Regions from separate parts of the Homo sapiens genome. Here region 2 is linked to region 1. Evidence: chromatin loops called from intact Hi-C (ENCODE). Cell type or tissue: HCT116. All regions are shown on one strand. Each heading gives the region's core, and the rest is flanking DNA. Links, peaks and the distances in the headings are about the cores only. Region 1 has its middle 15 kb from the start of LINC02875. Region 2 has its middle 43 kb from the start of TBX4.

What was found. Peaks named below come from ENCODE experiments on the same cell type or tissue, not always from the same donor. Only the 100,000 strongest peaks of a DNase experiment are listed, where the experiment ranks them.
Region 2: a loop joins it to region 1, with 5 times the contacts of the local background. A loop is called at or near these places in 10 of 110 quality-filtered maps.

Annotation. Positions count from the first base shown.
Region 1 is chr17:61,423,896-61,429,269 of GRCh38, reverse strand. No RefSeq gene overlaps it. Among named protein-coding and RNA genes, the nearest start is that of LINC02875, 15 kb to the right of the region's middle. RefSeq lists enhancers at 919-2,118, 2,615-3,114, 2,908-3,202. In HCT116, for the core only: CTCF peaks have their summits at 2,012 and 3,032; DNase peaks (open chromatin) are centred at 2,229 and 3,039; H3K27ac peaks cover 4,517 bases.
Region 2 is chr17:61,492,283-61,497,656 of GRCh38, reverse strand. No RefSeq gene overlaps it. Among named protein-coding and RNA genes, the nearest start is that of TBX4, 43 kb to the right of the region's middle. In HCT116, for the core only: a CTCF peak has its summit at 4,671; DNase peaks (open chromatin) are centred at 1,956 and 2,236; H3K4me3 peaks cover 2,569 bases; H3K27ac peaks cover 4,931 bases.

The DNA of each region.
Region 1 (5,374 bases), core at 111-5,110:
GTGATTATTTCACAATGTATATCGAATCAAATGGTACACCTTAAAATATACAATAAAAAGGATAAAATGATGCTCTCAAAATAGACAAATAAATAAATACTTTTTAAAAAGAATGCACAGGTAGGGATAAAATGCCTATAGTAATCCATTGAGCAAATTTAGCTTTTTAAAAAAATTCTCATCATCATAAATAAATGAAGTTTTTAAGCTCTAAAAACAAATTTTGCCAGGTAATCTTTCCCTCTTTACTTTAAAAAATTTTTTTAAATTATGAAATAAAACAGATCTAGAAAAGAAAAGTCGGCCATTGGATTTTCAGATAAGGTCATTTTGATTAACTACTGAGCATCCTCCGTGCTTATTTCAGCATTAGTGTCCAGTTTTTATAATTTTTCAGGGTTTTCTTTTATCTTCCTAATTAATGCTTAGTCCATTACTTGTGCTCTTGCCTATTTGTAAGAGCAAAGAGTTAGAACAACCTAAATATCAAATAATTTATGTGTTACTTAAATAAATTATGGCCATTTACTGAACTGTATGTATGGAGTGATCCAAGCTTTATAAAAATTAATGACACCTTGGGAGGGATCCACAGCAAGGTGTGACCAGTGGTTCTCTCTGAGAGTGTAGGGTCGTGGATGTTCTTCTTTGGCTCATTTGTAAATTTTTCTGTAATGAGTATACACTGCTATTTTAATAAGAAAAATGTATACTCATATACTCAATAAGAAAAGTAGAAATAAGAACAATAGTAATAAATAATAGCTAACATTAAACACCATATACCAGTGCACCAAATGCTTGATATAAATCACTTATTGAATGCAGCAACATAATGTGACACTATTACTTACTTTTAAAAAGAAACTCATTTTTAGAATAGATTTATAGAAAAGTTGCAAAAACAGCACATAGACTTCCCATATTCTGCCTCACACCCAGTTTCTTCTATTGTTAACATCTTACATTAATATAGTATGTTTGTGTACTAGTTCATTCTCACACTGCTATGAAGAAATATCTGAGACTGGGTAATTTATAAAGAAGAGAGGTTTAATTGACTCACAGTTCTGCATAGCTGGGAAGGCCTCAGGAGACTTACAATCTTGGTGGAAGGCACCTCTTCACAGGGCAGCAGGAGAGAGAATGAGTATAAGCAGGGGAAATGCCAGAAGCTTATAAAACCATCAGATCTCGTGAGATTTGCTCATTATCACGAGAACAGTATGGAGAAAACTGCCCCCATGATTCAATTACCTCCACCTGATCCCTCCCACAACACGTGGGAATTCAAGATGAGATTTGGGTGGGGACACAGCCAAACCATACCAATTTGTCACAACTAACATCCACACTTCTTTCAGACTTGCTTAGCTTTTTTTACTGAATGTCCTTTTTCTGTTCTAGGATTCCATCCAGGAGACCACATTGCATTTTGTTATCATGTCACCATAGGCTAATCATGGCTATGCCAGTTTCTCAGACATTCCTTGTGTTTGATGTCCTGAACAGTTTTAGGAAGTGCTGTCAGGCATTTGGTGGAATGTTCCTTGACTGGGGTTTGTTTGGTATTTTTCTTATGATTAGGCTGAAGTTATGGGTTTGGGGGAGGAAGGCCAGAGAAGTGGGGTGTCATTCTCATCAATCATATTGAAGACATGTTATGACTTCTCACTAATGATGCTAGCCTTGGTCACCAGAGTGAGGTAGTGTTTGCCAGCTTTCCACTGCGAAAGGTTTCCTTTTGTCCCTTTCCATACTGTAGTAGCTGGAAGGAAATCACTGGCACAGCCCACGCTTCAGGAGTGGGGAGTTACACTCCACCTTCTTAAGCATGGAGTATCTACATCAATATTTGGAGTTCTTCTTTACAGATTTGTCTATTCTTTCCCATTGATTCACTTATTTCACTCAATCATTTATTTGTCTCAGTATAACTCCTGGATCTTTGTGTTATATGTTGGGTTATAATTCAGTAGTACGTTATGTATTTTGTTGCTCAAATTGTTCTAGCTTTGGCCACTGGGAGGCTGAGGTGGGAAGATCACTTGAGCCCAGGAGTTTGAGTCCAGCCTGGGCAATATAGCAAGACCGCATTTCTAAAATTTTTTTTTTTAATTAGCTGGGTGTGGTGGCATGCATCTGTAGTCCCAGCCTGGAATGGCTGAGATAGAAGGATCACAGGAGCTCTTTCAGTGGGCTCCTGCATTCCTTTGGCCCCATCACTATGACTCACCTTCTGTAAATGAGAAAACTGAAGTAGAGAAAAGCTGAATAACAGCCCAAGGGTCACACTCCTAGTCAGTGAGTGTCTGTTTCTAAATTCTGGGCAGCAAATGTGACCTCTGTACTCCAATATCTCGTCTAAAAAAATTACACACTTGTAGTCCCAGCTACTCAGGAGGCTGAACCCAGGAGCTGGAGGTGGCATTGAGCCGAGATTGTGCCACTGCACTCCAGTCTGGGTGACAGCGAGACTCCGTCGTCTCAAAAAAAATTACAACAAAAAGCAAAAAAACAAAAAATTTTTTTTAAATTAAAAATTATACACACACACACGCACACACACACACGGATGCTTTTAGGACTTTCAAATCTAATTTATCTTTTTTTTTTTTTAATGGCATCTCACTCTGTTGCCCAGGCTGGAGTGCAGTGGCATGGCCTTGGCTCACTGCAACCTCGACCTCCTAGGCTCAAGTGATCCTTCTATCTCAGCCATTCCAGGCTGGGACTACAGATGCATGCCACCACACCCAGCTAATTAAAAAAAATTTTTAGAAATGGGGTCTTGCTATATTGCCCAGGCTGGACTCAAACTCCTGGGCTCAAGTGATCTTCCCACCTCAGCCTCCCAAAGTGTTGGGATTACAGGCTTGAGCCATGGTGCCCAACCTCAACCTGCTTTTGGCCAAATACACGGAGCCCACCTGCTCCAGCACATCATTCCCTGCGCTAACCTCCAGGCAAGAGGCCTGGGTGCACGTCCAGGCTCATGTAGGCCTCCTGCTCCCTCTGTCTGAGAGCTACAAAGGAAAGCAGCGCCCCCAAATGGGAGGCTCCACATGCTGCCCGGCACTATCTTGCCAGCCAGTCCTTTTCTGTGCTCCAGGCACACCAGTTGTCTGCACATCACTGTAACTAGAGAGCACGCACTCCCAGCGTTCCACACTCTTCCCTTGGCCCAGCCCTACCCTCTCCCAACCTGCCAGCCCAGCTGGGGCCCTCCTAAGTCAGCATACACAGCAGGGACTCCACAAGTTGCTGCTGCCCAGCCTTAGTGCTTTCCACAACCCTGTCCCATCCTTCCTCTCCCTAACCCTCACAATAACCCTGTTTAGAACCTGTGCCCAACGGACAATGCCTCTGAGGCACAGAGGCTAAATGGCCAGGTTAGGGGCGGAGTCAGACAGAGTTGGAGCCTGCGCCTCTCCCTCTAAATCCAGTGCTCCTTCCCACCCTCTTGCTGCATCCGGTCCCTGCTTTCATCTCCCCAGTGGGAGATGCTTACTCAAGACACCCCCTGCCCCTTGCCAGGCTTGCCTTGGTATCTGGGTCACCTCTTCAAAGGTAGTCATCTCCCTGCATCTGCCAACAAAAAAGGAAGCAGCAGAGAGCTGAGGGGTTCCAAGCCTCTCCCCTCTGACAATAGTGTCACAGACAGTACCAAAGTAGACATGAAGTACGAGGAAAAAACCAAGGCTGGGCGGACACCCTGGGGTGCACAGGCACAGCCCCAGAGAGCGGAGAGCAAGGTTTCCCAAACTCGACACTACTGACATTTGGGGCCTGAGAATTCCAAATTATGGGGGCTGCCCTGTGCATTGTAGGATAGTTAGCAGCATCACTGGCCTCTACCCACTAGATGCTGGTGACAGGTTGTGAAAACCAAATATGTCTCCAAACATATTGCCAGATGTCCCATGGGGTCCAAAATTGCCCCTGTTTAAGAACCCCTGGCCTCACATTTCCAGGACAGAGTCACTTTAGCTGCACTCTTTTCAAGAAATGTATTTAATATGTAACGGATTTGACTTGGATGCTTTTAAAGGACTTTACACATCGATCAATTCACAAATTATTTATCAGGTCTGCTGTCCTGATTTAGGATTTTAAAATACGATCCCAAAGCATATGCTCAAATAGAAGACAGCTACCCTCTTCTAGGTTGGGAAGAACAGCTGAGGCCTGAACTCTTGCCCTCTGCCCAAAGGCCTGGCATGCTGGGGATGCCTAAGTCAGTGCCAGCCAGCCTTAAGAAGAGGTCTAGTGGCTGAACCCGAGGTGCCAGGTGATCTCTGGCTGAGACACAGACCGTCTCTCAATGTCTCTGCCCACTGTCCACATATGCCTTCCCCGTTCCAGAGCTTGGCCCATGAAAACAAAATGGATGCCCAAAGAGTAGCAGGTGCATGGTGACCTCGGCTCCTGAGGCCTGAGTGAGCAGAGGGCAGAACCTCTCCCACACACCCCCACACCCACCATTCTCAACATGGTGGATGTGTTCGCCAGGGGTACTGGGTTAGCGTTGAGTTTTCAGGCCAGAGGAGCAGAAATACCATCTACGCAAAGGATCAGTACTTTGCCCAAATTGCAGAAGCTTTTAATAAGCCTTTACGCTTCTGAAAGATGGTGAGACGGAGAGGGCGGGAGAGCTGTTTTCTGTTTCTCCCAAGATGGACACAAAGTCTGAGCTTCTCCTGAAGGAGAGCTTTAGACAGGGCAACTTCTGGCAGCCAGGGCATGAGGCTCTAGGAATGGAGAGAATGGAGTTGGTGAATCCTCACTGGCCATGGGCAGGGAGGAAGCTGCGCGGCCCTTCTCACTCCCTCCTAGTTCAAGTCCTCTGGCTTGGATTCCCACCTGGGAATGGAGATCCAGCCAAGCACGTTCAGACTCAGTAGGTCAGGATGGAACTTGGATGACGTTAATGCTTTTAATCAACGCCCTGGGCAGTTTGGAAACACTGAGGAGGCAAATTCATGTTCTTTGCTCTCAACATGTCCTTCTCATCCAGCTCCCCTCTCTCTTTGAGAACTTGGCAAGCTCCACTGCAGCCCCAGGCCCCCTGAGGGCACAACTGTGTCATGGACCTCCCAGTGCCAACCAGACGACTGCATTGAATGCTTGCTCAATATATATTTGTTGGAAAACAAATTGTCAAGTAGACCTCTCTATGTGCAAGATGCATATCCTTTTTAAATTTTTTAGAGCAGTTTTCGCTTGACTGCCAAATCGAGAGAAAGGTGTTTGTCTATTCATACAAATTTGTTCATTCATAAGAGGTTTCCCATATTCCCTCTGTACCCCACACATGCACAGCCTCCCCCATTTTCAACATCCCCAACCAGAGGGGTACATTTGTTACGTTCAT
Region 2 (5,374 bases), core at 64-5,063, 68 kb before region 1:
GTGGCTTATGGTAATATTTTCTAAATCCAGCTTCTTTCTGAAAAGACTTCATTTTCACAAAGGTTTAAACACTTGCAAGTAAACAAAAGGGGTGGGTTCTGTGGTCTTCACGACAGCCATGTTCCCACTACAGGCCTGGCTGCTCCCTCAGCTGGGAGCTGCTGCCCACTCTTATGGAAACTGCATCCAGGACAGGCTTTATTGATGCTGCCTTCAAAGCCAAGGCGGCCATCTGAGAGGATGGAAGAAACCAGTAAAGTATGGGACTCTGGTGAGCCATCCCAGGTACAGTTGTGTTTTTATGCACCAGCACATTTGTGGAGCAAATTTGGTGTCCTCATAACGGCAGTTCATGAGTACAAGTGAGGTTCAGTTCTTTGTGTAAACAGGGGAGAAAGCCTGTGTCTGAATATAATTCCGACGGCATCAAGGTCATTTTAGAGCTGGTGGAGCTCTATTTGTCTTAGGAAATCTCGAAAACTTTTATAGGGAATTCGGAAAATATTTTCGGCCAGCAGGAAAGATAAAATCCCTGCACACAAAGTGCAGGCATGGGCCCAGAGACTGAACAGACAGACTGCTGTAAAACCCCTGTTTAATAAGGCATTAAAATGCCATCGACCTGGACACATTTTTTAAAAAAAAAAGAGCTATGAAAACAAATACCATTCAAATAATTAGGATCTTATGCCTGAGGCCAGCCTTGATGCCAAGCAGGGACTTCCCTGCAGGAATCGGAGCTGAGCCTGATTCCCAAAAGGAGGAATCAGCCAAGACAAAGGCAGCTCTGGGCCTGGGTTTTTTCCCAGCCCCCTTCGACTGCCTGCCTCTAGATGCTGAAGGCAGGGTATCTACAGTCGTTTCCCTCCCCACATCTTGGGTAACTTTCTAGTCCAGTAGCTCCAGTGGGGGTCGTGTGCCCCCTGAGGCTGACTGACCTGCCTTCAGGAAGGCCCGCGGGGAAGGCCTTGAAGGCTGAGCCCTTGTACCTTTCTGCTCCATAAAGGACAAGGAGGCATTTGAAGGCCTGCTCTATTGGGAACTATGTGCCAAATGGGAGTGAAGGTTGGATAGTGAACATTTGTTTATGAACGTAGCTGTGAGGGGGAAAAAAGATGTCTTTTCATTAGCTCCTGCAAACACGGAAGCTGCCGCTGAGCTATTTCCTGCCACCGTAGCTTCTGAATAGTTGAAGGCCAGGTGCCCAGTGGCACATTACTTTACCACCCCTAATATCGCCCCCCCAGGGTAGTTTCCAAGGGCTAAGCCTCAGAAATCTGAAAAATAAAGAACGTGTCATTTTATTATTTCTGAAATGGTTGTTTGTTTGTTTGGGGGGCACCAGTATTGCACAAGACTGATGCTTAGCAGGTCTAATTGAAGGAGCTTTCATAAAATTGAATGTTAAATCCTATTGTGTCTCTGGTACAATTTGAGAGGACCTCTTTATTTTTTGCCTTTTCATTCTCTTCCTTTAAAAAATTCTCATATGAACTTGTATCAGTGATGGGTAACTCTGCTTAAGGAGTCCCATAGAGAAAGTTGTAACTATCTGAATATATTTCTCATGTTTGATTTCTTCTTCCTCCTGTACATTTCCTTTTCTTCCAAGAGATTGTAATCACAGCAAAATTTCAAAATGAGAGAGCAGAGAAAGAGAGAGAGAAGAAAGGCGGGGGGAAAGAAAGAAATATAAAGCCCTCACATTTTCTGGGGTTAATTTGAATTGAACCAGTTGGTTTCATTTTGCGATACAAAAGAAAAATTCAGGCCTTAGGGCCTAAGACTTTCATTAAATTCAGCTTTGGCAAGTTCTAATAATACAGGGGTTTATTAAAAGCGTGAAAAATGTCATTGCCGAAGCCTTTCCTAAGCCGCGGCCTCACCTCTCAAGTATGACTCACGCTTCCTCCGTGGCCGCCTGAGCTGTAAAGTTGGGGGCAGGATATTTGAGGTCCAGGGAACCGGTTCCTTGAATCTCTCTTGCCATTTGGCCAGGATCACGTCCCAATTAGCGACCTTGCCATACAGAGCAGTAGCTGGACAGCAAAAGTGAGAGAGGGGCTGAGTGCTCAGGCCTGTTGTAAACGATTAGTCCAAAAGAGTAGCGCGAAACTTAGAACCGCTGTCCCCGGCAGGAGGAAATGAAAGGATCAACACGAGAGGAGCACTGTGGCCAATTGTTCCCGGCCACAGCCACAGGCTTTTCTGTGTGTGCCGGAAATTGACCTCCCCAAAAGCCGAGGATGCAGGCGGGGCAGGGAGATTGATAAGGCAGGTGATGCTAAATCATCCCCCTCTCAGAGCTAATGGGATTGGTCAGTGCCTTGCCAATCATTCCCCCTCCTTACCCTATAAAAATCAGTGGGTCTTTTCGAGAAGAAATGAGCATGGACTGGCACTGATTGGACCAACAAGAAGCTTACTCATCGCAATCCTTTTCACTTCTTACTACGTATTTTCATTCAGAAGCATCTCATTTGGCCTGTGGACCAAGGCCAGGAGGTTGGCAACACAGATATTACTCATCCCTTTTTATAACAGAGGATGTTGAAGCCAAAAAAGATAGAGGGACTTGCCCAAGGCCTCCAAAAACACAGCAACAAAGCTGGGACTTTCTTTTGACAATAGATGTATCCCAGTGTCACCGAGTGTGGCAACAGACTTGGAAGGAGGCAGCAAAGCTCAAGCCATCCCTTCCTGGGGGCACTAGTGAGGATGGCTGGCTGACCTGCTGGAGGCACATTCTTTTCTAAGTGTCCTTGAATGCTGTCCTGTGTCCTGGATGAGCCCCAAACCCCTGGCAGTGGGGGGCGCTCAGAGGGCTGGGAGGACCAGGCAGGAATTCCCCAGCGTCACTCTCCTGCCGCTGGCCTTGTGCACCTAACCGCACGTAGATCTGGACTTTGGCGTCTGGTAAAGGAGGCTTAACTGTGAGACAGGAGACGCAATAAAGTCAATAAACAGAATTTCCCAGAAAAGAAAAATCTCACTCTTTTAGACATCTAAAATGAGTCCCGTGCAGACAGGCAAATTATGTGGGGGGAAGGGGAACAACTTGAACTGAGCACACGTTTCATCTCTATCGTCTCATTTAATCTTTTCTATAACCTTGAAAGATAAGGAGTATTTTATTGCCCCTAATTAACGTGGAGAGACAGGCTCACAGAGATTAGGCAGGCATCTAATGAGGAGTGAAGCTCCAGGCCTCTTCTCTTTCCACTCCTGGGCCTGGCCTCTCCACCCAGAGCTCTGGTGATCCACCTCTGGGAGGACGGTGGAGAGCCCAGGGCATGACAGGAATGGCAGAGGTCCCAGCCTGTGAGCAGAGCCTCATGTTGACTTCCCCATCCCCCTGTGGTCTCCATACATTTTTAAATCTCACCTCCCTTCAGCAAAAAGCCTTAAGGCTGGACGAAGTAGCTCACACCTGTAATCCCAGGACTTTGGGAGGCCGAGGCAGGTGGATCATGTGAGGCCAGGAGTTCCAGACCAGCCTGGCCAACATGGTGAAACCCCATCTCTACTAAAAATTTAAAAATTCGCTGGGCGTGGTGGTGTGCATCTGTAGTCCCAGCTACCCAGGAGGCTAAGGCATGAGACTCGCTGGAACCTGGGAGGCAGAGGTTGCAGTGAGCCGAGATGGTGCCACTGCACTCCAGCCTGGGCAACAGAGCAAGACTCCATCTCAAACAAACAAAGAAACCTTAAAGCACAAGCTACCAATATCTTATTTACAAATTGATTTACAAATTATACATATGTACTACTATACAAATATAGACATTCGATATTTGAAAAGTATTAGAATAAGTTTAAAATGTAAGATAAATAGAGAAAGAAGTTCTACCTCCTCCGTCCCTAACTTTGCTCCAGAGAGGTCTGCTATAGATTGAGACAGAGCCCTGCCATGGCTGAGAAATTCGTGATTGCAAACATGATTTGGGAATCATCATCCTTTAGCGCTGCAAGCGTTGTGAGGAGCTGTGCGGAAGAAAAGGAGGCTCAGAGAGAGGGGAGACACGGCCAGCATGTGACAGATGCGACTAGGACCACATCTTCTCATGCTGAGTCCCAAGCTCCGTGCTCTCCTCTACACTGATAGAAAAAGAAGCCAAAGGTTCATTTTCTTGGGCCAGAAAATTACATTTGGGTCTTTCATGGGACAGACTGGAGATTAATGCCTGAACCTCCTACGTTGTGTCCCGCATACATTCAGGTCCACAGCCGCCCTGAAGAGACAACCACTGGCTTTTCAGTCTGGGCCACAGAGCATGTGGGCCAGGCTACCAGCACGTGGGGGCTAGGGAGAAGGAGGACTGTGCTGTGCCATATTTGATGCTATTAAAAGCAGCTCGCATAGTTTCCATCATTCCTCATGGAGCTGCGTCATTTCCCAGACCCAGCTCTTGCTTCAGGCACCCTAGTTAGGAATTCTGGAAGTTAAAGAAAAGTGATTCCCAAACAAGTCTCTTCTAAGTCATCCCAAGGAAGCATATTTTGACCAAGAGTTGGAAAGGCAAGGAAAGGACACCCTAGCTTTGCTATCCAAGCCAAGTGGGGCTTGGGGACATCCCCAAAACACTTTATTTTCCCCCAGACACTTTAAACAGTTGTTTTCGAGGTACCTGAACTATTTCCTGACTCTACCAGCTTGGGCAGAGCTGACTCACCCACAGGGGGAGGGCGAGAGCTAGTGCAATGACAGCCCCTCCTTTGATCAGCCCCTTCTCTGTGAAGTGGAGGGCAAAAGACAACCCAAGTTCATGGTCCAGTGGGGATGGGTGGTTGGAGTTGGTGGAGGTGACTATAAATTATCATCCTCTAAAAGGGTAACCCTCTGCCATTTTGCATGCTTCAAGTCATAAACTTATTTTACAACATGTTTGTTTCCTTTTTGTTAATAAACTCAAAGTCACTAAAAATACACATCGATTGGGTCCAGTGGCCTCAGAGGACAAGGGAAGAAGGCAAGACCAGCACAGAACACGCAGTGGTAGTGGTGATAATGGCAGCAGTAGTGGCATCTTAGAGAAAAAAGCGAAAGCTTTGGGTTGGAGAGACTTGGGTTTGAAGCCAGTTCTGACCCTTAGCCCATAACCTCGAGCAAGTTTCTTCACCTCCTTGAGCCTCAGTTTCCTCCTCTGTGAGGCAGTGGTGATAATGCCTCTCCTACCAAGTTGTGGGGAGGATTAGATATAATAATCCTAATATAGTAGAGTGCCAAGTCCAATGGCTGATGGCTGATTACTAACAAACTCAGTGTAAATGTCTTTTTCTTTTCTCATTTTATAGATGGGAAACCTAAAACTCAGTTCAGATTCAACCCTCCTTTTCTGAATCTGAAATCTAAAGCAATGCCCTTCCATAAGAG